7 separate regions of the Mus musculus genome follow, and regions 2, 3, 4, 5, 6 and 7 are each linked to region 1. Evidence: chromatin loops called from intact Hi-C (ENCODE). Cell type or tissue: left cerebral cortex. All regions are shown on one strand.

What was found. Peaks named below come from ENCODE experiments on the same cell type or tissue, not always from the same donor. Only the 100,000 strongest peaks of a DNase experiment are listed, where the experiment ranks them.
Region 2: a loop joins it to region 1, with 2.7 times the contacts of the local background. A loop is called at or near these places in 11 of 42 quality-filtered maps.
Region 3: a loop joins it to region 1, with 8 times the contacts of the local background. A loop is called at or near these places in 41 of 42 quality-filtered maps.
Region 4: it touches region 1 in a loop (10-fold over the local background); 13 of 42 quality-filtered maps call a loop at or near these places.
Region 5: a loop joins it to region 1, with 6 times the contacts of the local background. A loop is called at or near these places in 13 of 42 quality-filtered maps.
Region 6: it touches region 1 in a loop (5-fold over the local background); 13 of 42 quality-filtered maps call a loop at or near these places.
Region 7: a loop joins it to region 1, with 4 times the contacts of the local background. A loop is called at or near these places in 5 of 42 quality-filtered maps.

Annotation. Positions count from the first base shown.
Region 1 is chr1:154,178,719-154,182,718 of GRCm38, reverse strand. No RefSeq gene overlaps it. Among named protein-coding and RNA genes, the nearest start is that of Zfp648, 20 kb to the left of the region's middle. In left cerebral cortex, a CTCF peak has its summit at 1,547 (motif pointing right); a DNase peak (open chromatin) is centred at 1,575; H3K27ac peaks cover 810 bases.
Region 2 is chr1:154,075,220-154,079,219 of GRCm38, reverse strand. All of the region lies in intron 1 of Gm46165 (a long non-coding RNA gene), which reads right to left. The region is part of intron 2 of LOC108167736 (a long non-coding RNA gene); the gene reads left to right. Among named protein-coding and RNA genes, the nearest start is that of Gm46165, 14 kb to the right of the region's middle. In left cerebral cortex, a CTCF peak has its summit at 2,346 (motif pointing left); a DNase peak (open chromatin) is centred at 2,343.
Region 3 is chr1:153,893,074-153,897,073 of GRCm38, reverse strand. Gm38440 (a long non-coding RNA gene) reads left to right here. Exons shown (of 2, transcript XR_387481.3): 2 at 1-3,350. Among named protein-coding and RNA genes, the nearest start is that of Teddm1a, 3.4 kb to the right of the region's middle. In left cerebral cortex, a CTCF peak has its summit at 1,960 (motif pointing left); DNase peaks (open chromatin) are centred at 1,968 and 2,249; H3K27ac peaks cover 401 bases.
Region 4 is chr1:153,745,010-153,749,009 of GRCm38, reverse strand. It overlaps Rgs16 (regulator of G-protein signaling 16), which reads right to left. Exons shown (of 5, transcript NM_011267.3): 5 at 3,542-4,000. Among named protein-coding and RNA genes, the nearest start is that of Rnasel, 2.4 kb to the left of the region's middle. In left cerebral cortex, a CTCF peak has its summit at 2,074 (motif pointing right); DNase peaks (open chromatin) are centred at 256 and 2,084.
Region 5 is chr1:154,117,000-154,120,999 of GRCm38, reverse strand. LOC108167736 (a long non-coding RNA gene) reads left to right here and starts at 3,147. Exons shown (of 4, transcript NR_168298.1): 1 at 3,147-3,560. In left cerebral cortex, CTCF peaks have their summits at 2,157 (motif pointing right) and 2,763 (motif pointing right); DNase peaks (open chromatin) are centred at 2,175, 2,736, 3,150, 3,361 and 1 more place; H3K4me3 peaks cover 875 bases; H3K27ac peaks cover 3,633 bases.
Region 6 is chr1:154,030,264-154,034,263 of GRCm38, reverse strand. All of the region lies in intron 3 of LOC108167736 (a long non-coding RNA gene), which reads left to right. Among named protein-coding and RNA genes, the nearest start is that of Gm46165, 31 kb to the left of the region's middle. In left cerebral cortex, a CTCF peak has its summit at 1,535; a DNase peak (open chromatin) is centred at 1,533; H3K27ac peaks cover 1,135 bases.
Region 7 is chr1:153,805,570-153,809,569 of GRCm38, reverse strand. Rgsl1 (regulator of G-protein signaling like 1) reads left to right here. Exons shown (of 22, transcript NM_001368270.1): 12 at 1,696-1,889. All of the region lies in intron 1 of Gm41974 (a long non-coding RNA gene), which reads right to left. Among named protein-coding and RNA genes, the nearest start is that of Gm41974, 22 kb to the right of the region's middle. In left cerebral cortex, a CTCF peak has its summit at 1,999 (motif pointing right); a DNase peak (open chromatin) is centred at 2,003.

The sequences.
Region 1 (4,000 bases):
AGAGAGCATCTAGCAAAGATGAAACTCTAGAAGTCTAGGTGTGGTTGATCATCTTTCTTTCACTGTGTTCAATCTCCGACAGAGAATAGAACTCTGACCCCATCCCATCGATCTCCTGCCTTGGCAGTGCCCTTTCTCCCTTTAAGCCCTGATCCAACCCAGGCCATGTCTGTGCCATAATCCAGACACACCAGCGCTTTGCAAACACTCTGCATCACCTAAGCACTGTGACCTCCGCTACTTCTCTGCTTCTTTCTGTCTTCCAAAGTTGTGAAGACTTCTCTAGACCCTTCAACAGACTCAGGAGTCCATCCCTCAGCTCTCCCATCACACATTAAATGTGTCCCTATAGACTGAGAGATTGTATACATTCTTCCTCCTGTCACCAGAGACTAAGCCAAGGCCAGGCAGATGATGTGCTCAGGACTGTGTTACTCTTGTGACTTTCCTCACAACAGAGGTCCTGCTCATGATGTGCACAAATCTGACGCAAGTCCTGGGTTTGCAAGAACACTGAGTTCTTGTGATATCTTGATTTAAACCTGTGTTTCTCGGGCTCTAGAGATATGCCAAGGTTCTTGAGTCCTTCCTAAGACCATGAGCCAGGGTCACATCTGGGCTCTCTTGATTTGCAAGTTGTGGGTCTGTTGGCTCCAGCACTCCTCTGCCATCTTTGTGACCCAAAAATCAAGCAAGGCTTGACATTCATTGTGAGGTAATCTATTTCCCTCTGGAGTTCTAACACTTCTCTTGGGGTATGCAGGGCCCATTGTGGGTAGCAATCTAGACTCCTCTTCTTGTGCTGGCCCGGAGGACTCTCTGGAAGACACATCTTCTGCCTCCAGCTTCCTCCAGCCATGATGCAGTTCCCATAGATGCAAGCATCCTTCTTGTCCTTTTGCACTAGATGTGGAGAGTCCTAAGGCTCAGCACCTGACAAGCTCCTTCTGCTCCTACTTGAGCCTTAAACTTCCCCAGAAGCTAAAAGGAAATGTTTATAGTCTGTCCTTTGAGAGCAACAAAGAAGATCAAAAGCAAAGCAATTATTTTTCATATTAAAAAAGTCATATCCAATTTTGCATGCATTTTTTTAACCTGGAATTTTCTTTCCTGTTGTACACGCATCTTCCTCCAGTTTATCCTTCAGGTGACACTTCAGGTAGAACTTGCTCTTATTCATTCATGTCTCTGACTTCTGAACCCTGTCTGGGCAAGTCCTGATTCTCACCATTCTCTCTGTGCCCATGCTTAGCTCCTATTGAGTGCTCCATAAATGCTTGGTAACTTGAACCAAACAGAGACAAGTGATGGGTGAACAAGATCTGCTTGTTGCCTGGTGGCTGTGGGGAAGGCATGCTTGAATGAAAGGCACCAAGAGAAACACAGGACTGTGAGACAATGTAGCTCTCAAAACACAATTTAAAAAAAAAAATGTAGCAAGGAAAGGGGTAGGGGCAGGGAGGCAAGATTGTTTCCAGCCACTTCATTCCAACCCACCCGGCTTCAGGCCCCTCTGACAGGCATAGGGAGAGCCAGGGACCATCTATGAGTAACCAGCAGATGGCAGCATTCACCCATGGATGAAGGACTCCCTACACCAGGACAGAAGCAAAGGCAGCCAATTTTGTATTCTGGGAAACCTGCAACCAAAGATGACTGTGGTTTAAAGGCCAAGCTGAGAGTGTGACTTGAGACACAGACAAATCTGGGATGTCGGCTACCCTGCACACAGTAGGCACCCATAGCCATCTATGCTTCCAGTTCTTTCTTATTCCAAGCCTAAAGGTCTTTAATTGGAGAAAAAAGAGGAAAGACAGAAGAGTATGAACCAGTGTCTTGGGACCTGTTGGGAATCCCCAGATGCTCCTGAGAGAGGCAGCCAAACTTCCCTGGGAAACTAGCACCCAAAATCCTTGCTTTGCAACCTCTGAGTTGAGTGTGTCTATTAGTACTAAGTGTGTCCATCAAGTATAAAGAAGAAACCCAGGCTGTGATAGTTCCTGTTTATCTGCCAACTGTCTGGCAAGCAATACTTTCAAGAGTCCCCTGTGAAACCAAGGTCCATGTTAAACATCTCAGGGTTGACTCGGGTACAAGCTGACCAGACTTCCAGGCATGGAAAACCATGGTCTAGAGCGACTGCCTCTGGTCATTAAAACACTTGATCCTCATCCAGTCAGTACCACACACGGCCACACATAAAGCCCAGAGGAAAGAGACACAGATGCCACAACATTTACTTAGAAGAACTGGCCGGATTGGGCCCTCTGGGAGGGGCCCATTCTTAGTGGTTCCCCACACCTGCATCTCCTGCCTCCACATGTTTGTTTGCCCTGCCTGAAAGTATTTTCCCTCCTGAGAACCTTACCCCCCACCATACAGATCTTAAGTTCTTCAGAACATTGGCTTCCCTCCCGCGTCAGTGGCATGTTCTGTCCTCCAGTTCCTGAGCCTTTGCTTTGAATCTGTGTGTAAAACAACTTCTCTACATTACAAACATCGTCTCAGCTGCACTAGAAGCAACTCTGAGAGACAAAGATGCTGTGTTAAACCCCTGCCTCTGCCTCTGCCTCTGCCTCTGCCTCTCTGCCTCTGCCTCTCCTCTGCCTCTGCCTCTGCCTCTGCCTCTGCCTCTGCCTCTGCCTCTGCCTCTGCCTCTGCCTCTGCCTCTGCCTCTGCCTCTGCCTCTGCCTCTGCCTCTGCCTCTGCCTCTGCCTCTGCCTCTGCCTCTGCCTCTGCCTCTGCCTCTGCCTCTGCCTCTGCCTCTGGTGGTTTGTGAGAACATGACAGGGGATGGGAAGGGACACAGTAAGTAATAAGATAGGTGCTAACTACTGTGAAGGTGTTAATGGAGGGAGAAGATAGTGTCGAATTAGCAGGGAAGCCTTCCTCATGGCAGAGGCTTCAACTGAGCCTTGAAGAATAGATTGCATGAAGACGAAGTGGAGGGTCACCAGTGCATGATCCTTTCTGAAGTAATATTGGTCTTGGAATTCTATAGTGGGATAAAAGTGGTCTATCAGTAGGGTAGGCCAGTCAGTATCCATAACCTTATCGATGCCCCTGGTTAACCCCCAAGACTTCCTGGAGTGTGTGGAACCCCCTGGATAGAGCACACAAGGGCAGTAGGATCTAGGTTTCTGTCCCAGGTCCATTTCACACCAAAAAAGGACATAGAGCCTCCAACCCAGTGTGCCTGAAATAAAGTTGCTATAGGCATGATGCCTGACAGCCACACAACAAAATGGTACCCTAAGTTTAGTGAGGGAAGGAGTGAGTGGTAGCATCCCTGGTACCAGAGCCCAGGATGCCGCACTTCAGTGGACATCCTTCCCTCTTCTCTTGCATTATTGGCAGACTGTAGGCTCCTTTTCCTTCAAAAGTTTAGGGTCTTTATTCAGTGACAGCCAAGGTGTCTGGAGAAGACAGCAAGTAATATTGGATGAAAACAGAGGCAATGGGGAGGGTGAACCTTGCTCCCTTCCTCTTCGGCACCCTGAGTACTATAGTCTGACACGTTTTTCTGAGTTTGCAAAAGACAAGGAAAGTTCAACTAGGAATTCCCCAGACAGCGAGCCCAGCCATAGCCCCAGAGTAGGTGTAGGCGATGTGGACAGGGTGTGTTGTTGCAAGCCTGTGACTTGTCCAGAATTTGCCCTTTAGATGTCTAGTCTCATCCTGTCATCATCTGGGGAGAATAATCGCTCAAGGGCAGAGCGTGCTTTGCTTTCTCCAAGGCAAATGTGCTCTTTCTCAACCATCGGATGAAGCCCTGACCATGAAAATGTGTCTCTCCCTGCTCTGCTTTTCTTCCTCCTTCAGTGTCTCCCTGTGGCCTTTATCAGGCCATATTGCTAAACTCAGAAGGACAGAGAAGTCATATCCATGTGGCAGCAGGCTCCTTCCTTCCAGCGCAGCATGATCTGGGCGGCTGGGACAGCCATTGTTCAGAGCCCAGGCTGGCCATCAGCGTGGGGTGCATCCTTGAGGCCTTCTCTTG
Region 2 (4,000 bases), 100 kb after region 1:
GAGGAAGAGAACCCCTCTCCTCCCCTTTGCCCTTGCCACAAATGACAGGCAAGAGAGCTGGCCCCAAGGTCATCAGAGCAGGAGAGCTGTCCCTGCCCTCACCTGCTGCGGCACTCAGGAGAGCATTCTGTGCCTGACCTGGGCAGCATAGTAGTGCTGACCCTCAGCTGACCATAGATTCCACAATGAAATTGTTTTTTTCTGTTGGGATGGAGAGCTTACAAGGGTGAAAGGTGGGTATTAGGGGAGAGGGAAATAAATGGGATTATGTGCAGGATGTGAAATTCACAAAGAACCAATAAAAAATTAAAAAATAAACACCCAGGCTTTGTCTGAAATCTAATCCAATCAGAGGGCAGATACTTGTCCCCAGAACAGTCAAACTATTTTTCACTTCTTTTGAGACTGGATTGTTAAAGCACATTCCACCACAATACCAGCCCTTGTTGGCGTTGAATCCATCTTCAGTAGATAGAACCACACCAAATTTTATTTTACCTTGCTCTGTTTTGCTTCATAGAAGTTGTGTTATTTACAAACTTAAGGTTTGTGGCGACATTGTGTGGCACAAGTCTATTGACACAATTCTTCCAAAGGTTCAGACCATTACATGCATTTTTTTTTTGTGAAGTGAAGTATGCATTAGTTATTGTCCTTGTGCCTGTGACAAAATGCCTAACAGGAACAGCTCAAGAGAGGAGTGTCTCCGAAGGAACAGCCATTGTAGTAGAAAGGTGTAGGAGTGACTCAGTCCAACTGACAGAAAGGGGCTCACCAAGAAGCAAAGAGTTCAGTTGGAACCAGAAGTAGATACACCTGTGTCACCCCCACACCCCTAGAATATACTTACCTCTGATGGTGAGGCCACAGTTGTCAAAGATCCCTATAGCCTTCTGTGGATCCTAATCACAGCACCAAATGTTGAAACACTAGAGTCTACAGTGGACATTACAGACTCAAATCACAAGGTGATCTGAATTAAGAGATCTAAGATCTAAAATAAATCGCTTATATAGAGTAGTTTTGTAGACACAGCATAATGTAAATAAAACTTTGTTTATGCCCAGGGAACAGGTCATGCAGCTCACCTCGTTGTCCTGAAGTGCCACTGAGCAGCAGTGCCACGCCGTATGCTAGAAAATGACCCATTCTAGAATACAGACCTCCCTTGGAGACTGTGGGTTCAGGTACAGATGTCTCACATACGACAGATACTGCAATAAAGCGAGCGAAGGAGGAAGGAGATAGATTTCCTCCTAAATCATTGCTCCATCTCGGCGCCTCTTTGTCCCCAACACACACGGAGTCTTGTCTAATCTTCAACATGACACTAGTCACCTATCAAAGAAAATAGGAATCCAAGCTGTGTCTCTGAGTGAGGCTGCCCATATCCTTGGTTTAGGCTGTTCCTCTTATGACTCACCCATAACCTGAACTTCTCTGATGTAACAAGCTCTTGGAAGTTCTGTTGAATGGACAAATACTTCCCAGGACAACCTCAGATGCCCGGACAATGTACAACATGCAAATTGGCAAAGATCAGATTAACCCAGCAGATGTAGAAAATCTGGGCCTTAAAAAAAAAGCACACCGGGCTAGAGAGATGCCTCAGTGGGTAAGAGCACCTGACTGCTCTTCCGAAGGTCCGGAGTTCAAATCCCAGCAACCACATGGTGGCTCACAACCATCCATAATGAGATCTGACTCCCTCTTCTGGAGTATTTGAAGACAGCTACAGTGTACTTACATATAATAAATAAATAAATCTTTAAAATTTTTCATAAAAATAAAGCATACCTAGGGCGTGCTTTGACAACTCCTTTGGGACATTCTTTTCTGTCATCCTGAGTCTTTAAGCTATGAACATAAGCACAAGAATCACGGTGCTGAAAGGAGCCTGAAGTGCAAAAACAAGCTGCAACAAGAGAGCCAGCACACCCTGCACTGTTTGCAGAAACTCCCTGGGGACCCAAGGTTACATAAAACTCAACGGAAAACACACCACACCACCCTCTGCACACTCTTTCTCTACTGTAGAGTTTTATAATCGTTGAACGCCTCTTTGCTGCTTGGGAAATCCATCTTCCTTGAAGATGCCTTGACTGTTTTCATGGGCTCATGGAGCAATTCCTTGGGGGTTAACAAGAGGTTAGAGTTCTGTGTTCCAGAACCTCCTGCCTTGAGCCTTAAGCCAAGTGACATCAGGTAACGTAGTCCTATTCAATTAAAGTCAGAGGTTAAGATTCCTGTTCACATTATAGGGATGTATACTTAGGTGTGTACTATGCATTTATTTAAAGAACCCCTGTCCTTGAGCGCAACAGGAATGATGCTGCCTTCTAGTGGAAGAAAAGGGAAAATCAAGAGAAATAGCCATTTGCTATAAGCAATGTCAGGCTCTGTATTAAAAATGAAAACGCCAATCTGTCTGCTCCTTAGAGGTCTGATTTTTGTAAGGTTTTTACAAAGTCTCTTTCTAAAGGCCTGCATCTCTCCTTTGGTCGACCGTTCAAAGCTACTAACTGACATGTTTTTGATAACTTTCTATATGCTGGAACATGGGTAGAGAAACACAATGTTAGGTGGGGTTTCTGCTGCTCCTAGAGCACATATTACTCATTTGGGAAGACTGGTGTCCGCCTTAAAAGTAATGCAGAACAGTCAAATCTTTATCTGTGTGGATCAGTCTACTGTATGGAGCCCATTGGGAACAGAGTCTCTTAGACTCTGCCCACAGAAGCAAGCTCAAACTACCCACTTTGGTTTTCAAATGCTTGCCAAATTTCTTGCTACTTCTTCATTACATTCTGTTTGAAGCACAGCTTTAGAGTAGTCCTCTAGGGAGCCAGTTTTAGGTTTATCACTAGAAATCTGGCCTGGCATAAAGGACAACATTGCTAGAACTCAACTGGAAAGCATCTTAGTTACATCCCTTTGATACACTGTGTCCTAGCTAGAGTTACTGTTGCTATGATAAAACACCATGACCAAAGACAACTTGGGAGGAAAGGGTTTATTTGGCTTACATTTCCAAATCACTGTTCATCATTTAAGGAAGTCAGGGCAGGAACTCAAACAGGGCAGGAACCTGAAGATAGGAGCTGAAGCAGAGGCCATAGATAAGTATTATTTACTGGTTTGTTCCTCGTGGCTTGCTCATCCTGTTTTCTTATAGAACCTAGGATCATCAGCCTAGGGATGGCACCTCGCCTGTCAATCACTAAGAAAATGCTCATAAGATTGGGCTTGCCTACAGCCCAACCTTATTAATTTTCTCAGTTGAGAGTCCCTCATCTCAGATGACTATAGTTTGTGTCAAGTAGACATGAAAGTAGCCAGCACCTGGTTAAGAATAAGCAGGGATGTCTTTGTGTCTGCTTTTGAAACAGTGAAACGGTATCTGGAGCAGGGGGCTACCTATCTGAATGACTTTGCTTGAATGCACCAAGAAGTTGGCTCACCTGGAAAATCAGAACACTTGTACACTCACCTTATGGACACACTTTCCTTAACCATCATTGTAACAGCTTCCACTCTGAGCAGAACTAGATAAAATCAGCTACGAGGAACACCTAACTAACTACTAACTAGCCCAGAGTGGGCTCTGGATCATGGGACCATCTATTATTCTCCGGAGTTCCCAAACTCTCTCGTGCCTTGTGAATTTCTGAGACCACCCCACCGATATCCTATATCAAGTTTTGATTATCTCAAAACTCAATGGAAACTATTTCTTCCTCCTTGAAATCTCCTCTCTCTATATACTTCAAATTGTAGCAGGCAGGCAACGATAAGTGCCCAGCTTTCTTGCACATTCTCTTTGTGTAGGATGTGCATCTCATTGCACTGTAATAAGCTGTTGTGGTAAAATCTGTACTAGCATGGAAACCAGCTAAGGGTTCTTGTGTGCTCCAGCATCTCTCCTAGCTGCTGGCTTTGGGTTTGTTCTCCTTCTCTCCCTCTCTTCCCCCTCTTCTTCTCTCTCCCCCTCCTGCATCAT
Region 3 (4,000 bases), 290 kb after region 1:
TGCCACCGCCTCCATTTTCTGCCCCCCCCCACCCCCCGTAAAGGCGGCAAGCGATTGAACCCATGAACTTTCAGTCCAGGCCCACACAGTACCAAGGCTAATGGGGGTCTGATGGCAAGTGCTTTGAAGTTGAGTTTCTCACTGAATTGAGTTCCTCTGTCCCCAGGGTGGGTGGATTGGGAGAGCAATATTGCCAGGAAAGAGCTTGGACTAAACTTGCAGAGATAGCCCAGAACGAAGCACGTTCCATCAGTGGTGCTCGGCTGGCTAAACTGATGGCTCGAGTAGGCTTTCCTGTGTTCTTATACATTCTTTCTCTGAAGCTCTAAAGCTCCTAACCTAGTGTCATAAGAGGACAGCTGTGTGATTACCTTGTACCCGTGATGCAAAGTTTAGGATATGGTTCCACTGAACCCAAATCGTAGACTGTAGCTGCTGGGAGTGGAGTTGGCTGCCTGTGTGGCTGATGTCAGCAGGCAGTCTGTGAAAACTTTAAGCTGAAGAGACACAGTGTGGACTCAAGTTGCAGTCACCCAAAAACCCAACCCAGAAGGTAACTTGTTTGGTTCTTTATAAACCCAAATTAGATCTGACCAAAAGAATGGAGCATAACAAATGTTAAAACAAGCACCCACCCACCCCCCAAAAAGGAGAAAGATCACTGGAAGTCGGTAGCATTCCTGGACCCTGTAAAGTGTATTTACAGGGCAAAGTTGTATTAAGTCCGCCTCTCAAACTTCACTCCGCACAATGAAAGAAGGCAAGACCAGCTTGTCCTTGAATTCGATAACCTAAGACTGGTCACGAGAGGGAGTTTTCTTTACATAGCTTAATCACTTGATACTCTTCAGTTTAAGAGAAGAAATTCAAAGTTGGGATGTCAACTGTCTTTCACCTCATTTGAGTTTGACCAATGTTCAGTGAAGACACAGAGAGAGAGAGCACCCCATTTCTCAACCTGCATATTAGTGGAAGGTTTGGGTCTGTTTGGACTCTATCTCAAAGCTTGCCTCTGCTAGGAAGTCACATGAAGGGTTTGGGAAGAACCAAGTTCATCTGTCACAGCGTGGGAAAGCAGGGGTCCTACTGAGACTATGGAAGCCACAATCACAATTCTAGAGTTCAACCCCCATGTCTGTCTTTCCTACTTGTTTCTGGGACAGGCTAGACAAGCAATCTATTGCTGAGCTATATCCCCAGCCCACCCTTTATTGTGTTTTATTTATTTTTTATTTTTTTATTTCCAGAAATGGGATTTCTCCATGTAGCCCTGGCTGACCTAGAACTTGCTCTGTAGACCAGGCTGGTCTCAAACTCAGACCTTTGCCTGCCTCTGCCTCCTGAGTGCTGGGATTAAAGGCGTGTGCCGCCACCACCACCACCACCACACCACCTGTGTGGAAGTCGGGGGACAACTTTCAGGAGTCAGTTCTCTCCTCCCACCATGAATTCCAGGACTAGACCTGTCAGGTTTGCACAGTGGCTGATGCCTTAACCCACGGAACCATCTTTCTGGTCCAGACACTTTGCTTTATTTCCCAGAGTACATACAGCTCTGTTTTTGTTCATTATATAGCTGCTAGATGGTTTAAACTTTACTGAAGCCCACTTGAAAGTTTAGGAAAGTTGGCCTGTGGTGTAAAAACTGAATTGAAACAGTTCTTCAGTTGGTTACTTTTCTCAAAGGAGTCCACAGCTGGGCCTGCGCAGAGCCTTTTATCCCTCACCCCTGACCCCGTTAGCTGGTTTGGATCCCTGTTTATCTCATATTTGTCAATTTTTAACTGGAAGCACACAGCCCTATGGTATGTATTTTGGATTCTTGGGCAACATTTAGCCTGCTTCTGGGCTTTCTCTCTCCTCCCCCATTTCTTCTTTTAAACTGGTTTTTGAAAGACTAATATATGCTGGGGTTGGGGACCGAGGTGCTTGGACTGACTGATGGTGCTATTGTGCCCTCTAGTGGTGGCTTGTGAGAATTTCAAACATCGCCCCAGAAGGCTTGAGTCTGAAGATTTTCTTGCCTCTGTTACATATTACATATGATAATTTGATAGCACCCAAGTGTTTCGCCTACACTGGCTGTTTGAGAGATATTATATTCATATCACTGCCTGATTACTGGAAGTTTGTCATAAAATTAGTCTTCAGAAGCCCAGAAATGGGCAGCCTACTCTGCTTGCTTCTCACCCCACATCAGTGTGCAAGGAAGGTGGACAAAAAAAGGACTCTGCAAAATCAACTGAGACAAGTCTAGGGACAAAGAATAAAGGGGAAATGGATTCAAAGGTTTGATCATAAACAAGCCTTATCCTCAGCCCTCACTTGGGTCTGAGCCCAGAAACGTAAGGCAAGCCAAGAGTTGAGAGTACGCCAGACTTTATTCTTAGGAGAAGGGGAGTTGGGCAGAAAGTCTCACATAAGCTTGTCCTTTAGGGGAGTCTAGGGTATTTACACTGTGCCACTTCCTCTACCAGGATTTCTGGCTGGCCTCACCCGTTCTCCCTCTGCTCTTCTTCCCCTGAGTCCTTGTTTAATCTTGGGGATAACTTCCTTCTCCATCGCAGTTAGGGAGGGACTGATACTCCTATTGTTATGTTATGTTACATTACTCACTCGGTAGCCTGGGTGACACTGTCAGACTTGAGGCTGACATGAGGCTTAAATAGCTGACCTATCTCTTTTCTCCAGCAAGTGGACCCATAACAGCAGTTTCCTTAGAGAAGTACATATCACAGCAGTGATACTAGCTGGGGCGGGATGTGGTTCTGTGGGCAATTGCTGGCGGGCTTGGGTCTCACCCTCAGTACTAAGCAACACAACCAAAGCACCACCACTAATATCAAAAGACTAAACAACGTAGGAACAGATTTTGTGCCTTTACTCTCCCCAAGGACAAGGAAAAACGAGAGAGAAGGTGACCTCAGGCTTTAGGATGGTCACCCAGAGGTTGGCAGAGCATCTTACCTGTTGTGTAACACAACGAGAAGGAAGGATGGGTGGGGTGGGCAGTGGAACCAGATGAGTGGAATCAGGAGCTGCCACACAGTTGGAACACACACAAGGAGTTGTGTAACTTAGATACAGCAAAGCCCTTCTTCTTCTGAAACCTACATGTTGGTGAGAGAGAACTCCCCAAGGAAAATTATTTCAAAACCAGGACAAAGTCAGATGTGTCAGATGGTTAGGGAAAAAGAAAGCAGTGTTCCTGCAAGTGGCCCAGTGACAACAGAACAAGAAGATCCATGTGAGCTCTCTCTGCCTTGTGAGTGCTCACTGCCTCGGTAGCAGAAGGTTGCAGTCTGTGTGTCAGCTGAAAGACAAAATAGAGATTATAGAATGGCTTGAGATTCAAAGAGGAAAAGTTGCAAAACCCAAGGGTAGTGTGTAATAAGTTCCACATGTAAGGGGGTGAAGAAAGCTTTTGCTAGGGTAGACATACCAAGCATGGACATTCTAAAAATCCTGGATAATGTAAATTTATGTGATTATTAAATTACCTTTTAAATGACTATGTATAATTTGAAATGAAGCCTGTCATTAAAGATCAGGGAGGGGACGGTAAAAAAAAAAAAAAAGAGGAAAGGTAAACTTTACTTATTATTTCTGAAATAGGATTTACCCCAGCTGGTCTCAGATTCAATAGGCAACCAAGTATGATCTTGACCTTTTGATTCTCCTGGCTCTGTCTAGAGGCTGGGGTTGTACATATGCTTTTTGTGGTGCTGGGAATTGAATCCCCCAGGGATATGAACATGCTAGGCAAGCATTCTGTCAGCAGAGCTCTAACACCAGCCCCAAAGAATATAAGTTCAACCTGCATCATATCCACCTTTAATCCCAGAACCCAGGAAGTGGAGGAAGGCAGATCTCCGAGTTTGAGGCCAGCCTGGTCTACATATATATTGAGTTCCAGGACAGCCAGGACAATGTCATGAGATCCTGTCTCAAAAACAAAACAATAAAAAAGAATCAATCTACTTCATCAGAATAAGACAAC
Region 4 (4,000 bases), 430 kb after region 1:
TGTTACTTTTTATTTATTTTTTATGATTTCCAAAGCCCAATTCTAAAAATGATTTGAGGCCACTTATAATACAAAATGTGCCTATAATAAAATCCTAAACTATAAACACATAAAGGATGAGAGACCCAGTAATTAACAGAGGAAGGCATCCATCAGATTCCACCAGAAAACTCAACTCTGGATCAAGGCCAGGGCAGGAAGTATAAGTCCCCCTTGTGAAGAAAACACAGTAATTCTTTAGCTGTCACATCACGTGAGCATGGGGGGAGGGGCACCTGGTACCAGCTGTCTGCTTTGGGGAGGGACAAATGCTGGGACAGATCTGCATGGAGGAGGACAGATCTGTATGACAGGAGAGTCTAAGACAGGAACCATGACTTCCCTTGGACCATCTTGAACCAAAGATCTCTTCTGGGTGGGATTTAAACTTTGAAGGAATAATTTACCAAGGGTAGACAGCAGGCACAGGAGTGAGTGGGAAACCTGGACTGGATACACGGAGAGGAAACAAACGGCCAACGCAAATGTAAGGGCATTTTCCCTCTTCCTCCTGAACCACTTCCCACTGTGGTATCCTCGATCCTTCCTTTGACCAAAAAGAACATCAGACTTCCGGCTCACATCCAGACTCGCACTTAGCTTACCAAACCCTTCTGGGAACTTGGGTAGAAGCCAGTGCTGTAACGTTGTACCAGTAGAAGGTTGACCTTCTCCTATCTGCAATGTGTGAGTGGTCTGGGCTGGCTGCTATGCAGCTCCAGCTGACTGGTATCTCTTTACATTTATTGGAGTGATTCACATAAACGCTCTGGCTTCTATGTCTTTAATGTTATAGGATTCTTACAGGAATTACAGGAATTAACATATGCCGAGTATTTAGAGCAGTATCTGCCGCAGACAAGTGTTTGCTGTTTTTGAGCATGTCACCAAGCCGTCTAACACACACTTTTCACACATTTTCTGTCATCACAAAACCTCTCTGAAGCCAATACTATTTATAGTCACATTTTATAATACAAAGTGAGAGCCTGAGAAATTGAGAAACATACTGATTAGCAACCTGCAGACACCAGATTAAAGTCAGTCGTGTGGCTCTAAATATTGCTCCATGCTTTCTGTGAGCTGTCCTGTGAATGGCTAAAATGAAAATTCTCCCTTAAATGGGTGCTTGATGTAAAAAGAAAAAAAAATTTTTTTAAAGATCCACAGATTCTTGCTTTACTCAAAGTCTAAGTCAGTGCCTGAATCTGTGACTGTGCCAGTTAGTCTCAGCGGTCACCTGATTGCATAGGATATTAGCAAAGAGAAAGGCTCTGGGTGGGTCTCTGAGAGTATTTCCTGCAGGCGTAACTGAAGGGTGAAGCCCCTCCCCTTGAGTGTGCAGCATCTTCCAGGTACTGCCAAGATGTGAGGGGAAAGGCTGCAAGCTTTGCCTGCCTGCCTTTGTCCCCTGAAGGTAACTCTACCCTGTAATATAGCACCTAAGCCCCTTGCATCTCTCACCCTTAGCATCAACTACTTAACTTAGGATCGGATACCTAACTTCGGCCTTCTCTTTCTTCTCCTGGACCAATTTCAAGCATTCTATCTGCCTTGAATTTACACCTCATAGACCCTGGATCCCTGAACAGTCTCTTTAACTAAGACCTTCCAGATTGGAAGATAAATTTTAGCCCTAAAAGAACTAAGGAAATCTTGCCATAACTCCTATAGACACTGACTGTGTTAGGAATTGTGTTAATAATTCCAATTTCATAATTTTGAATGTTCACCAAAAATGAATTAATAAACAACAAATTCTAGCCATGACATAGAATTCCACGGGGAAAAGCAAAGCTTTTGAAACTGAAAGAAATTCAGGCTGGAGAGGGCGGTTCCGCTGTTAAGAATACATCTATTCTAGAGGACCCGAGTTCGGTTCCCAGAACCCACATTGAGCGACTCATGTCCACCTTTCATCCCAGCTTCAGGCGCCTGCGTTCATGGGCACAAAGCCACACACCTGCACACATAATTAAACATAGATAAATAGTCTATAGAAGTCAGACAAACCTAAGACAATACATAGTTATAGCCACAGGAGGGCAGCAGAGCGCAAGGGATCGTCTGGCCTTCCTCGGCCCTCGAAAGCACTGCCCCGGCCTAGGTTTCTTTGGCTGTTGCGTTCTCCGTGACATACTGGCTTAACTGATGCCCACATCTTACATGTTATCATCCAGGGTTCTGGAATGCTCCAAACAGCAGATAAAAATATACAGAAAACTGGGGACAAGAACATGCATAACGCAGGAGTCTTTAGTCTGGCAAAAGGAGGTGATGACCTTTTGTCGCATTAAGGAATCGCCATGTTTTTATGTGTGCAAACATCTCCAGCCGTGGAAAATAGGGATTCGGGGCCTTGTGGCTAGCAAGATGGCTCAGCAGGTAAAGGTGCTTGCTGCCAAGGCTGACCACCTGAAATCAACCCCCAAAACCCAAAAGGTAGAAGCCGAGAACAACTCCAGAAAATTGTCTTCCGCCTTTCACATGCTTAGCGTGGGATGTGTGCGTGTGGAGCAGACACACACACCACAGTGTTTCATTGTACCTGGGCACTCCTGTCTCCCTCCCGTCCCCGGTCATGGGCCTCTCTACCCATCTCACATAGACAAACGCCCCACAGTGTAACAGCTCAGATGGCCTCCGGCACCAGCTGCACCAGCTGCACCAGCTGCACCACACATGCTCTCCCCCGTTTAGGATCCGGTCGAGCTGTTGTCTGGATGGTATGAGGTTAGAGCCTGCCTGTTTGTTCCCATATTTTTGCTTAAGCCCTCAGTGTCTGAACCCCTCCTGCTATCACCTGAGAACCCTGGATCTAGGTGTAGGGTGCAATTCTAAGGGGTCTCTACAACCAAGTACTTGAACTCTGATCACACAGAGGACTTGGGGGAGAACTGAAACCCAACAGCATGTCAGATCTGTGTATAAGCAGATATCTATAACACCACATAATTTCTTTTTTTGTTGTTGTTTTTGTTTGTTTGGTTGGTTGGTTGGTTTTTTGAGACAGGGTTTCTCTGTGTATCCCTGGCTGTCCTGGAACTCACTCTGTAGACCAGGCTGGCCTCAAACTCAGAAATCCACCTGCCTCTGCCTCCCGAGTGCTGGGATTAAAGGTGTGTGCCACCACCGCCTGGCTAAATTTTTTTTTCTTTTGAATCAAGATCTCAGTATGTAATCTAAGGCCATTCTCAAACTCCTAAAAGCTAGGGCTTGCAGGCATTCACTACTATGTGCCTGGGCCAGGCTCTTTTCAGGCAGTGAAATCTCAAAGAGCAGGATTTCAGGACTGATGTGACCCAGAAGGCACCAGGCAGAGGAGAAGCCCGGCTCCTTGTGGACTACCCTGCAAAAGCCTTTCAAACCCAGCTCAACCCTTTCGTGCCTTCAGCCACCCACCCCGTCCTGTATCCCCATCCCACAGAATCACCAGAGCTGTGATACCACAGGCCCTCCATACTCCCCTGGACCCTCATATCATCCATACTGTCCTGGGAAATATTGGGATATTATTTTTGAGTTTTATTTTCAGGTTTTTTTACAAGAATATAACATGCTCAAACAGAAAAACAGTGATCACATACACTGCTGATAAAGGAACCCAGCTCCCTTTGTTAACAATAAATAAATATTAACACAGTGGGGAGTCCCGTGTCCCGTTCCCCCCCCCCCCCAGCCCTCAGTGATTCCCAAGGCTTGCAGAGGTAGAGTCTGGTAGGGAGGAGGCGTGATCAGGCAGCAGCTCCAGCTGAGGCTCTTCAGTACAGGCAAACAAACCACAATAAATAACAATAGCAGCGAGACAATCGGCACAACACAACAGAACACAATATTATACTTAAAAGAGTTCTCTCCCGGAGAAACCTCAAGTGCAGAGGGAAACAACCTAGGTCTCCGTCTCGGTGGCTGGTGCTGGAAGTCCCAACTTGGAAAGTTTGTTCGGTAAGACTCAGAAGTG
Region 5 (4,000 bases), 62 kb after region 1:
CATACTGAGCTGAAGTCTTAAAGTCAGACAGCATGCTTTGTGTCTTATTTCATCATGGGAATTGGTCTTTTGCCAGGAGGTGGAGGCTGGCCAAGGAAGGCTCTGTTCCTGGGCTGCTTGGATGAGAAACGTTCTTCCCCAAGGCCAGAATTCAAGCACTTCTGTGGTTAGCTTGCCAATTCTCCCCACCCCCTCCATGCTTCAGTGACTTTTCATTCCTAGCCAGGTTTTGAGTTAAACAGACAGACTGTACATCTGAAAACTAACCTGGCCCTCCAGATGATTGTACAAAATAGGACACTGGGTGCTTGCTCACATAATATGGACCTGGTGGTTTCCTCATCCAAACTGACACCTTATTTAATTATCCTAGGAAGAAGAAAATCCACCTTGAGTATACTGAGTTTATAGCTGCCTTTCGTGTCAGTGAATATCTTACGAGATCTCTGTCTCAAGTGCCATGTTTTGTGCTTAGAATCCAAACCATGACTGACGCTTGCTGAGTCTGCCTCCATTGTGTACTTCCCAAGTCTGGGTTCTGAAGTCAATTCTGTGTTAGTTCTTTATTGCTATGACAGAATATCTGAGAGAAGGAGAAGAGCAAGGATCTCGGTTGGCTCATGGCTTGAAGGACACAGTCTACCCTGGTCAGGAAGGTATAGCAGTGAACGGCTCTTTGGCCTTGGAAAGCTTGTCTCAAAGCTAACATCTCAGTGATACTGGACCAGGTACAATCTGCCTTTGAAGGGCTCTGTCGTCCAGCTAGGCCCCATGTCCCGAACATTTCCACAAATGCCCAAAACAGTGCCACCAACAGGGGTCTACATATTCAAATGCATGGGTCAATGGGAACGAAGTTAACAAATCTACCTGGAAACAGTAGGAAGAGATTGAAAACCTTTAAGCAATGAGCTGTGGTGTCTCTCTCTACTCCTTATCCGACCTCTTTATCTACTTGGCGTGACCCTTACACTCTGGCTCTCACCTTCTGTCTTGCAATGAACACTCACCCTTGCCACTTTGAGAAAACTCTTCTCTCTCAAGCTCACCATCAACACCAACTGGCCCCAGGCTGACTCTCCCACTGTGATTGGTCAGGTTCTGTGGATGAGAACTGGACTTTGAGTCACACTATCCTTGTCAAAAGCAGAAAACTCATCTAACGTCCTCAGTGAGGGCTCTCGGGCATGAAAGGCCCTTGCTGCACAATTGGACTGCACTGGTGCGCCCAGACTCAGCCCTTGGATACAGGCACTGACTGGGTGTTGTCGGGAAGCACAGACTGAGTAGTCCACATTGTGTCTCTCACACAGGACCAAACCAAACTTTCTGCAACATGTTCTAAATATGTGGAGGAAGGAAGGTAGATCCTCTAAAGCGGTAGAAAGGACTCTTGAGACAGCTCCGCCGCGGGTAAAGGCCTTACAGGCAAGCCCAGAGACAGAGCTCAAGTCCCGGACCCCACCGGGGGAAAGAAGAAAGCCAACCCCAGAGACTTGGCATTTTACCCCCGAACACACTGTTGCACGTGCATGCCTGCACACATAAATAAACAAGCAAACAAAAACCCACAGGAAGCAACAACAAAGATCAATGGAATTTCATAATTTAAACAAGAAAGAAAATTGTAGGGGAAAGATTCAACGGAGAAGAGGCTATACAAGAAACAGAGAGCCAGATCTGTCTGAAAACAATGCTGAGGGTGCTTGGCAAGACGAAGAAGCAGCGCGACTTGTGCCAGCCCAGCCAGGGAAAAGCTGCGAGACCCTGTCGCTATACAAATAAAATAAAATTCAAAAATCCTAGGTGGGTATCTACATATAAAACTGACTCTCTTCTATAAACATATGTTCAATAATATTGACTTATTTAAAATATTTTCTTGTTATTTAATCATCATTTTTAGATTGTGAGTTTTTTTTTTTAAATATAGTGTTCCTGTATATTTCAAATAATGGGCTCAAACAACTGCAGCAAGTGTGGCCTTTCAAATGGGGGATATATTATAAATTTAGAAGTATTTAGCTTTTGTTGGGTTTTGTTCATGAATAAATTAAAGTCTTGCCTTTAAAAAAAATAGACTGAAGAAATGTGGAGAGGCAAACAGGCAAGTTGAGTGGAGCAAGCTATGTTGTTATGCAGTCAGAGCCAGCAGGTGGCGATAGAGTAGAGGCAGCGGAAAAAGGTGTCCGCTGGTATGACAGGTGCCCAGCAGGACATTCCAGGGGTAGTGGCAAAGACTTGAGGACTACTACAGTCTTCACATTCCTGAACATCATCCTCTGAGTTCTAAACTAAAATGCATGTTCTATACTGTCTCACAATGACTAAATTCCCCGGCTGGCTTCTAGTTAACTTTATAAACAAATGGGGCTGGTGTGGTATTATGCAACGCAAGGTGTCACTGACCTGGGGGAAGGAAAAGAGCTGTTTGCTTCCCATTTTATGATTGAGTGCAATTTCGTAGTGTGACCCCCGTGTGTATGAGCCTCACACTGCGCCTTGCACACAGCACATCCGCGGCCTCCTTGGCTTCCTTCTTTCCAAACTCTGTTCACCTCACAGCCCCTTAGTTGGTTGTCCCCTGTCCCTCTGAAGTAAAGTTCTTGGCCTTGGAAAGCCAGCAGCCCCTCTGGCCAGAGACCTTTCTGTCCTTCAGCCTTTGTTGTTCCAGATTTCTCGCTGTGAGGCCTCAGCAGTTGCCAGAGGCCACCCTAGGAGCTGGGATCTCAGTGCACAAACAGTGTTATGCATTTGTCTCCTCCTGGGGGCAGCATCCTCCTCACCCCCACACAGGCTCAAACTGAGCATATGTACGGGCACGCGAGCACACACACACACACACACACACACACACACACACACACACACACACACACACACGCACACACGCAATACTCCCTTCCTCATAACCTGTTTCTCATCTGCCCCGGAACAATCTCCAATTCCTCTTTCCTGCCTGGTCTAATCAGCTTCGCCTCTGGGCCTTGGCGTCCCCCGGTATGCAAGCCAGAGGTTTGCACAGTTGATCAGATTGTAGGGAACACTATGTTTCTTCCCCTGCCGCGGCTTGTTTTCTTCAAGGGCCAAGGCCAGCCGGCTGAGCTGTCTTCCTTTTGCCCTCCTTCTCTCTCTTGCACGTGGCCCAGCTTGCGCTGGTGTCTAGAAAAGTCTGCACGGCAGAGCTGACTCTCGGGGAGCTTGCACTTCAAAAAAAAAAATCGCTGTTGGGAGACAGACAGGGTGCTGCATTGCCAATTCGGGGCAAGCCCACCTTGAGGAGGAAGGCGGGATGGGGGTGGTACACACCTCAGAGTTCTGGCCAGAATTCTTGTTTTGCTGCCGCTGGGTTTTTCCCTAAGCAGAACAGGTTTTTCTCAGGCCAGCCAGGCTGCCATGAACTTCTGGTCCCTTCAAGCAGTAAACACCACCAGCCACGGGTTTCAATCTGCACTCTGGCGCCTCTTCCTCGTTTTCTTTCAAACTGCGGGTTTGAAAAATTGGAACGCTCGGACTGGAGAGGAGGCTCGGAATTAAGAGCACTCGCTGCTCTTGCAAAGGTACAAAGTCCGAGATTTCCTTCCCAGCAACCACATTGACACAGTGTTGTCTCCAGGGGTCTAGATGGGATTCATCTTCTCTTCTCGTTAGAGAATTAAAAGGTGGGGAAATTTTCCAGCTGGACAGGTAGCCACAGATAAATCTCAAACACAGCATGTAGGATCAGTAGTTGAAGAAAGGCATATATGGGGGTGTGGGGGGGTTGCGGGGTGAGGAGACACACACACAGAGCAGACGCACAGAGAAAAAGACCCCTCGATTTTTGGAAAGGGGTCTCGGGAACCTGAAAACCCAGTCTCTTCTAGAAGACTGGGCTTTTTAAGTCTCTGAAGGCTCTTTGTCCTCTCGCTTAGGGTTGGTTAGCTTGAAGAAAGACAGTACAGTTGACTAGCCTACGACTGTTGTGCAAACACAGTCTGATTGAACCAGCACACACACA
Region 6 (4,000 bases), 150 kb after region 1:
TTCCTGCCCCGACAAAAAGGCTGACGTTGTTGATGTCGACTGGCCTAACAAGGAAAAAGGACCCATGGATCCACCCAAGAGACCTTTTGTCTTTAGGTGAGAATGAAAATGTATCTTAGAGGAGAAAGAAACACATAGCATGTGAAGTCAAGCGCTCTGTGGCCTGTGATAATGGCTCTTGAGGGTGCTGACTGCTGATAAGCACGGACGCTGGCCTCGGCAGAAGCTGCGGCATGTCACTGCCCCCAGCACACACAGTGACTGTGCAGGTTCTCAAACGTCTACCATGCAAAGTGCCTTGTCCAACTCTTAGATGCTAGCCAGTCTCAGATGCTGTGCCTGGGAAGTCTCACTTTCCAGAACAGTAACTAAGGTCTGAATTTGGACCTGAGATGCTAGAGTCAGCAAACATGAACATAGTACACACAGACACAGACACACACACACACAGACACAGACACACACACACACACACACATTTGTTCATACACAAATTCACACACATACTTGGACACACATACACAGACCATGTTAATACTTGTAGAAACAGAAATATATTCACCCCAAATAAACACACTACATATACACTCACTCCACACAGAAACAGATACACAAATATAGAGCATAGATACGACACACACAATCATATAAACATTCAAAAATATCAAACATAGATAGAAACATATAATGCATATATGTTGGATGCGTCATATACATATCCCACAGAGACACACAGATAAACACTGCACACAGGTCTTATACACTAGATCACCACAATGTACACATACAGAGACGAAATGTAACATACTACTTGACACAAAGCTTTGGTTATGTTAGCTATGTATATAGGAGATAAGTATTTAAAAAAAAAAGAGGAAAGAAAATCAAAATGCAGCAAAAAAGTTATAAACTTGAAGAATCCTTGTTTAAAATGAACATATAAGATTCACTGTAACAAGAGAGCAGTAACAGGAACATAAATAGTTGACTTGAAATGGGTTGTTCTGTTCTAACAGGTTTTTGCTGTTGTTTTGTTTTGTTTTTTTTCAAGACAGAGTTTCTCTGTGAACTTCCGGTTGTAGACCAGGGTGGCCTCGAACTCAGAGATTCTCCGGTCTCTGCCTCTCAAATGCTGGGTTTAAAGGTGAGTGCCACACTGGCCGGCTCTAACAGTGCTTTTTATTAAGTGATGGTTCTTCTGTCCCTGTGCACTCACCGCGGCTGCTGAATATTGCCTGCTGAATTGCATCTCCTGAGTCTCTGGTATATCTACCACTCCCGCCCCCACTCTAGCCCCACGTGTCTGTTGAAGGAGCAACCCCTGCATAGCCTTTTCGGTGCCTGCTTGGACAGTGTTTGCCACTTCCTTCTTCCCCGTCTCCTTCCCTGCACCCTCCCTGCCCAAGTCAGGAAAGTCCCAGGGTGCTTGCCTCACAATACAAACCGGGAAGTTCAAGGATCCGATGCTGACCCTGGACATCAACTTCCCAGAATCCTGAGTCAGATGAAGCGCGTCACAGTTTAGCTCGGTGTGCCTAGGGGGCGCTCCGGTCCAGGAATTAAACTTCTTAACCGTTCCCTTTAGTATTTCAAGTTCCAGTAGGGAAGGGCTAGAGACTAAAATTAAGGGAGCCAGCAGGTGAGATGACAGCTGGAGCCTAGTAAAGAAGGGGTGGGTTGCTTAGGAATATGCCTCCAAGGTCTACTGTCTCTCTGAACTTCAAAGCTATAGGTGGCCCCACAGGACAACTCTCCCAGATGCTAAATCTGAGGCCAGAAGATGGAAGTCACATACTTACAGTCAGACCTAATTTGAAGCAATGGGTAACAGCAAATGTCAGAGTCACCCTTTGACGGAGCCACGGGTACTATCTTCATCTCCCCATTGCACAGTATTTTTCCATTAGTTCGAAATATGGATATTACCCTGCAGATGACATTTTACTAGAGAATTAAATAACTGCACTTTGTGCTTGATTATAAGAATGTAGAAGGACATATTAAAAGGAGTAAGTAAACTGCTACATACAAGTGTGCACTCCCTTGAGAGCCCTCAAAATACAGAACTCCAAATTTAAAAACACATTAAAGTGTGATTGCTTCCTTAGAAAATGTGTCATTTAGAGAGTTTGTTTTATTGTGTTATAATAGAACATTCTCGCTACATATTTCTTTCTTTTTCCTTTCTCTTCTTTTTTCTTTCTTTATTTGTTTTTCAAAACAGAGTTTCTCTATGTAGCCCTGGCTGTTTTAGACCTAGCCCTGTAAACCAGGCTAGCCTAGATCTCAGAGGTCCACCTACCTCTGCCTCCCCAGTGCTAGGACTAAAGGCATGCGTGTATCACCATAGCCACCTTCTCACTGTCTATTTCACCTCTGAGTTTTTCATCTAAAAAGGAGTAGGGGGTGGAACTCAAGGAACATGAGGAATGTGGATGAACTCATGTAACCTTTGGGCACTCGCATAATTTACAAACTAAGTGGGTATTACTGGGTTTTATTTATTTATTTTTAAACAGCAACATGTAGAGGTATTCGTAGAATAGCAACGTTGAACCAGTCCTACCTTCCATGCGAGCTCCTCATTCATAAGAGGCCCTGAGCCCCTGTGAGCCACTGTCTTCTCTAGAAAGTAAGAGTCCGAATCTGATGAGCTGTGTATCCCGCCGACAAGGTAAACCACAGTGCTGAATCCCCCTGGTACAGAAGTCACCCTAGGCTTGTCTCCACCTTCCTTTGGGGGAGGGGGTGCAGATTACTCTCCTTCCCAGACGCTCAGTTCTCGAGAATATAATGCAATACAGGTGCACTGGAATATTAAATAAGATAGGAAAGATAACATGTCTTGACATTGCCTGTTCCATCACAAGTACTCAGCCATTCTGGTTTTATCTCTTCTTCCAGCATTGGTGCTCCCCCATTGGACAATTGCATTAATATTAGGAAGAACTCACTGACTGAACCTGGTGGAATACACCTGTACTCTCAGGACTTGGAAGGCTCAGATGGGAAGGCATGAGTTTAAGAACAGCCTCTGCTACGCAGGTCCTTGTTTCACGATAGATAGATAGATAGATAGATAGATAGATAGATAGATAGATAGACAGATAGACAGCATCCTTCTGCACCAGGCTATCAGCCTGTGGATGTGGGTAGAAGACTCTGGCTCCTGGCTTCCTTAAAAAGCCCATGACTTTCAGTGTGTCTGGAGCCAAAGCCATTATGGGAAGTAGAGAGCCCTGCATACTCTTGGCCTCAACGAGTAGCTTTCAGTAGCAGGATTTTTACCCTGTCATTGGTTTGATTTTGTTTTCTTTCCTCTGCATTTACCTTTGCTCACTCTTACGCGGAGCTTACTTCATTTCGTTGAGATTTCCTTGACTGTTCCTCCCTTCACTCATGCTGCTGCTTCCTGCTTGGGTGTCCCTAGGCTCCCACCCCTTGCATTTGGCTAATCCCTCAGGGGGTTCAGCTTTCCTTCATGGAAATTTTTCTAACCCCTGACCACTCTCGCTATTTGTTTTCATAGCACCTTGTGCTTCTCCTTCCTTGACCTTATAGTACCATTACATAAGCATCCGTGTCCTGCTGGTCTGCCTCCTCCGCCAGGCTGAAAGTTCACAGAAGCAGCGAGCTTCTTTATTTGATTCCTTGGCATATCACAGGGCTCCATAATGTGAGTGGACTGAATGGATGGGTAAATGAACGGACTCCCAGAGGTCACTGCCATCCACATGAGGTGAACCACTCAAGAGTAGCAGGTCTATTTTCCCATATGCACTTCTATCTTTGCACTTGTTTCCAGGATTCCTCCAAATGGTCTTTCCCCTACATACTTAAAGGAATGAATTGATTTATTAGCCACATGAAAAATCCAACCACAGAATCCTGATTCAAACTTTCGCTCCAACAGTCATATTAACCTCCGTGGCTTCTACTGATGCATCTGATCTACTTTAGAGCATTCAAAAGGAGCAGGAGTTACTGATAACCAACTCTT
Region 7 (4,000 bases), 370 kb after region 1:
CAGATTTCTAAAAGCTGATTTGAAGACAACCTGAAAGGGTTGCTAAATCTATAGAAACAACAACAAAAACAGAAAAACATAGTGACTAAAAACTTGGTGTCCTTCAAGCAACATCAAAAAGTAGTAATTTGCAGGCAAAATGGTGCACATCTTTAATCCCAGCATTTAGAGGCAGAGGCGGGAAGATCTCTGAGAGTTCATAAGGTAATTCCCAGTACAGCCAGAGCTACACATTTAGACCCAGTCTCAAACAAAAAAAAAGGTATATCTTTAATAACTTAATTTTTTCATACACCATATCATGGGTAGTATCACTGGAGAATTCTGGGAGATATTTAAAGGAAAAATAGTACCAACATTATAATTGCTCTTTGAGGAAATAGAAGAAACTCTTACTTATCCTATGAGGCCAATATCATCCTGATTCCCAAAGCAGAGGCATCATGAAAACCACAGACTACTACTTCCCTTTGAATCTAGACACACAAGTCTCTCACAAATAGGAAACTAGATCCAGTAATAACAACAACAACAATATCATGTAGCATCAGCAGCTGGCATTTATCTAGGGAACACAAGATTCAGTTAACATCCAAAAGTTGAAATAATATCCTGTATTCGTTGGGCTTCCCTAGAATAACAGAGTTGATAGAATGAGTACATATTAAAAGGAGATTTTTTTGAGATTGCCTCATACAATATAACTGGTGTAGTCCATCAGTGGCCATCGCACACTGGAGAGGTTGGGAATCTAGTAGTTCATGAGGCTATGTGTCTCAGGAGTTGCAGTTTGGTGTTGAAGCCCTCAGGATTCCTGGAGAGTCACTCATGGGTCCTCAGTTGAAAACCTGAAGAAGCTAATTCTAACATCAATGAAGTGCAGCAGGAACTGCATAGATGAACTTGCCAGTGAGAGTGAAGGCAAGTTGACAAATACTAGTTTTTTTCTTTCATTTCCCTTTTACTTGGGCTGATACTGAAAAGAACAACTTATATTTAGGATGGGCCTTTCCATTTCAAATAATCTGATCAAGAAAAGTGGCATACCTTTTAGTTAATTTCAATTCCAATTAACTCGGAGACCAAGATCAACCACCACATATTCCATATTAAATAAATGAGGTAGAAATCCCACATGATTATCTCATTTGAGATATCTAAACCATGATTTTAAACATCATGATTTAAGAAAAAAAAAACCAACTTTCAAAATGAGAATAGAAAAAAAGCTATGACATTCCGATAAAGGATGTCTATCAAAAACCTACATAAAGGCATCTGTAAAGGAGATGGGTAAATTAGTCAGAAGAAGGTTACATGCACGCAGCTTTGAATAATAGCTGTGACTGTGACATAAGAGGTTACATGAGCAGTTAAAATTGGAAAGGGGAGTAACTAGAGATACAGTTGCAGCCTGCCAAGGAAGATGAAACCCCGGAGGGAGCACAGCCTACCCAAGAAAGACTGTGAGAGAAAAGGAAAGGGGATCGTGGGCGAAACATTAGCTTTAACTCCATTCAAGGGGCAGCCAGGTGTGCTGCCTTTAATCCCAGCACTAGGGAGGCAGAGATAGGCGGGTCTCACAGGTCCAGAAACTACACTGTAACCCACGTTCGGTTTCATTCCCTACTCGGAACAGTCTCCAAGGTCTCTATCCTTTCCCCTCTAGCAACAATACAACGCTCTGTTTTCCAGGAACTTAACAGAAGTCCTCCTAAATAATGCACACCTCGAGTACTTCAAAGAGTTCCTCAAAGACCGGAAGTCTGAAAGCCCGTTGCAGTTCCTGATAGCCGTACAGAAGATCATGATGGAGACCAATGAAAAGACTTATAAGACATCTTTGGAAAATATAACCAAGACTTATCTCCACGGAAAGGTCCCTGCCGGTGTGCCTCTCTTTCTCTTGATTCTCCCTTTAGTTTCTTGGGAGGAGAAGTTTGGGAAGTAGCCTGACTCCATCAAAACCGCTAGAGAGAACTGAGAGGGAAATGGCCACATGGGGGCAATATTGAGACACCGAGGATGAATGCAGAGAACAATTTTAAGCCCAAAGTCAGCACACTGATGAAAGGAAATCACAAGTGAGATACATTCCATACACACGCTCATTAATCTCCTTTATTGTTGGGAATCTAACCTAAACTCCAGTAAGGTAGGAATAAGTAGCTGCATTTTCTAAACAAAGGAAGTACAACGCATTGAAGTTAGCTATAACTTATTCCATTGAATGCAAATTCCAATTATTTGACCATTAAAATGACTAGCCTGGGACTAGCTATAAGCAAACAGGTGGTGTTCTCCATCCCCAGAAGAAGAGTTGCACTGGGGAACACTGTGTCTGACAACCGTTCCTAAATGTTGTCTTGTTTTCCTGTCTAAGGTGGTGGTAAAGACTGTGGAAATACATTTTAGCTGGAGATTGCAAGTAAAGTTTAGCTCATGGCTCTAGAAAAAGGAGGTGAGAGCACAATGCCCTTCTAAAGCTGTAGAGCCGAGCTTCTTGTCTGTCACAGGGGAACAGGCAGAGTTTATGTAGGCAGAAAGGGGCTCATTTATTTAGTGGTTTTTTTACTTGTTTGTTTGCTTGGTTTGGTTTTGTTTATCCAAGGCAAGTGTAGAAATACAAAAAAAAAGAAAAAAGAAAAAGTTCAAAAGTAACAAGTCTCTCTTGTTCATTTATTTGTTTGTTTTGAAACAGGGTCTTGCCACACACTGCAGACTGGCCTGAAACCCGTCTATGTAGCCCAGACTGGCCTTAAACTCTCAAGCTTCCAGCATCTGCCTGCCATGTCCTGGGATGTACAGAAATGCCCCAGCTCAGCATGCGAGTTTGTAGGTCCAATTCGAATGCATTAATAATAAACTCAGATTCACAAATATTGCATTGATATCACATTAATGCAATTATAAGAAGTTACAAAGCACTTCCCCTTGATGTGCCTTAAACAAGAGGGAGCCCAGATTTGAATTTCTACTTGTCCTGTGTCTCCTGCCAGGAGCTAAGTCCCACAGCTAGCTCCACAGGTTCATTGACAGTCTAAACTATAGTTCTTATGTATACATTAACATCGAACTTTTGTATAGATAAACCCAGTCAATATTTTATCTTTTGTCCTTGCAACTACAATATATCATTCATTCCTTTTACAATCTTTAGTTAATGGTTTTATGGCCTAAAGGAATGTATTCATTCCTAAATTGTAAATCTTTTTGCCTGCTTTCCATCTAGTGCAATTAACTTGTGATATGTGAAGACTGGCAGAGTTCTAATAGCAGTTTTCATATCATAGAGGACTTTAATTGCAACCCTATTATAAAGGGCTCAATAGTTATTAGTATAAATTTAGGAATTCTTATAGAATCATTAGGAATTAAGAAATCATCTATTTCTCTATATAGCATCACTACAAGATAGTGCATCTTCTTTGATCTGCAGAAAATCTGCCCGGTAGGGTGGGCTAACACCCAGGGATTGCTATATTAATTTAATAATGACAGGGAGGACATATCAATAGCAAGAATCATTCCTGAGATTTGTGTCTTAGGGCCTTGCCTCCAGAGCTTATCCACCACCATCTATGCAAAATGATGGACATTTCAGGAAAGTCACCCACTAGTCTTAGCCTCTCCTAAATGGCTTCTGACAGTCTTCCATCATCTTCTGTCCATGGTATGAGTCTGAATCTGCGCCTGCCTGAATGCTGTCTTGTGAACCTGTCCCTGTGTTTGTGTGTTCCTGTGTATGTCCATGGCAGAGGGTTCTGCTTTCTTATTGAACAGCACAGAAAGCACAATATGAAGAAGGAATGGGGCACTTTACAGAAATCCTTAACAGAGTCTTATAAGGGGTGAAGCCACTGATTCCAGATTATTCCAGCTGACCCAGATACCAATCAAACCAATGCCATCAAGCGATATCCATACATTGCTCCAACATTTTTTTTGTGCACATTCATTTTATGAAGCTAGTTTGGTCCTATCTTCTGTCCTCAGCAAA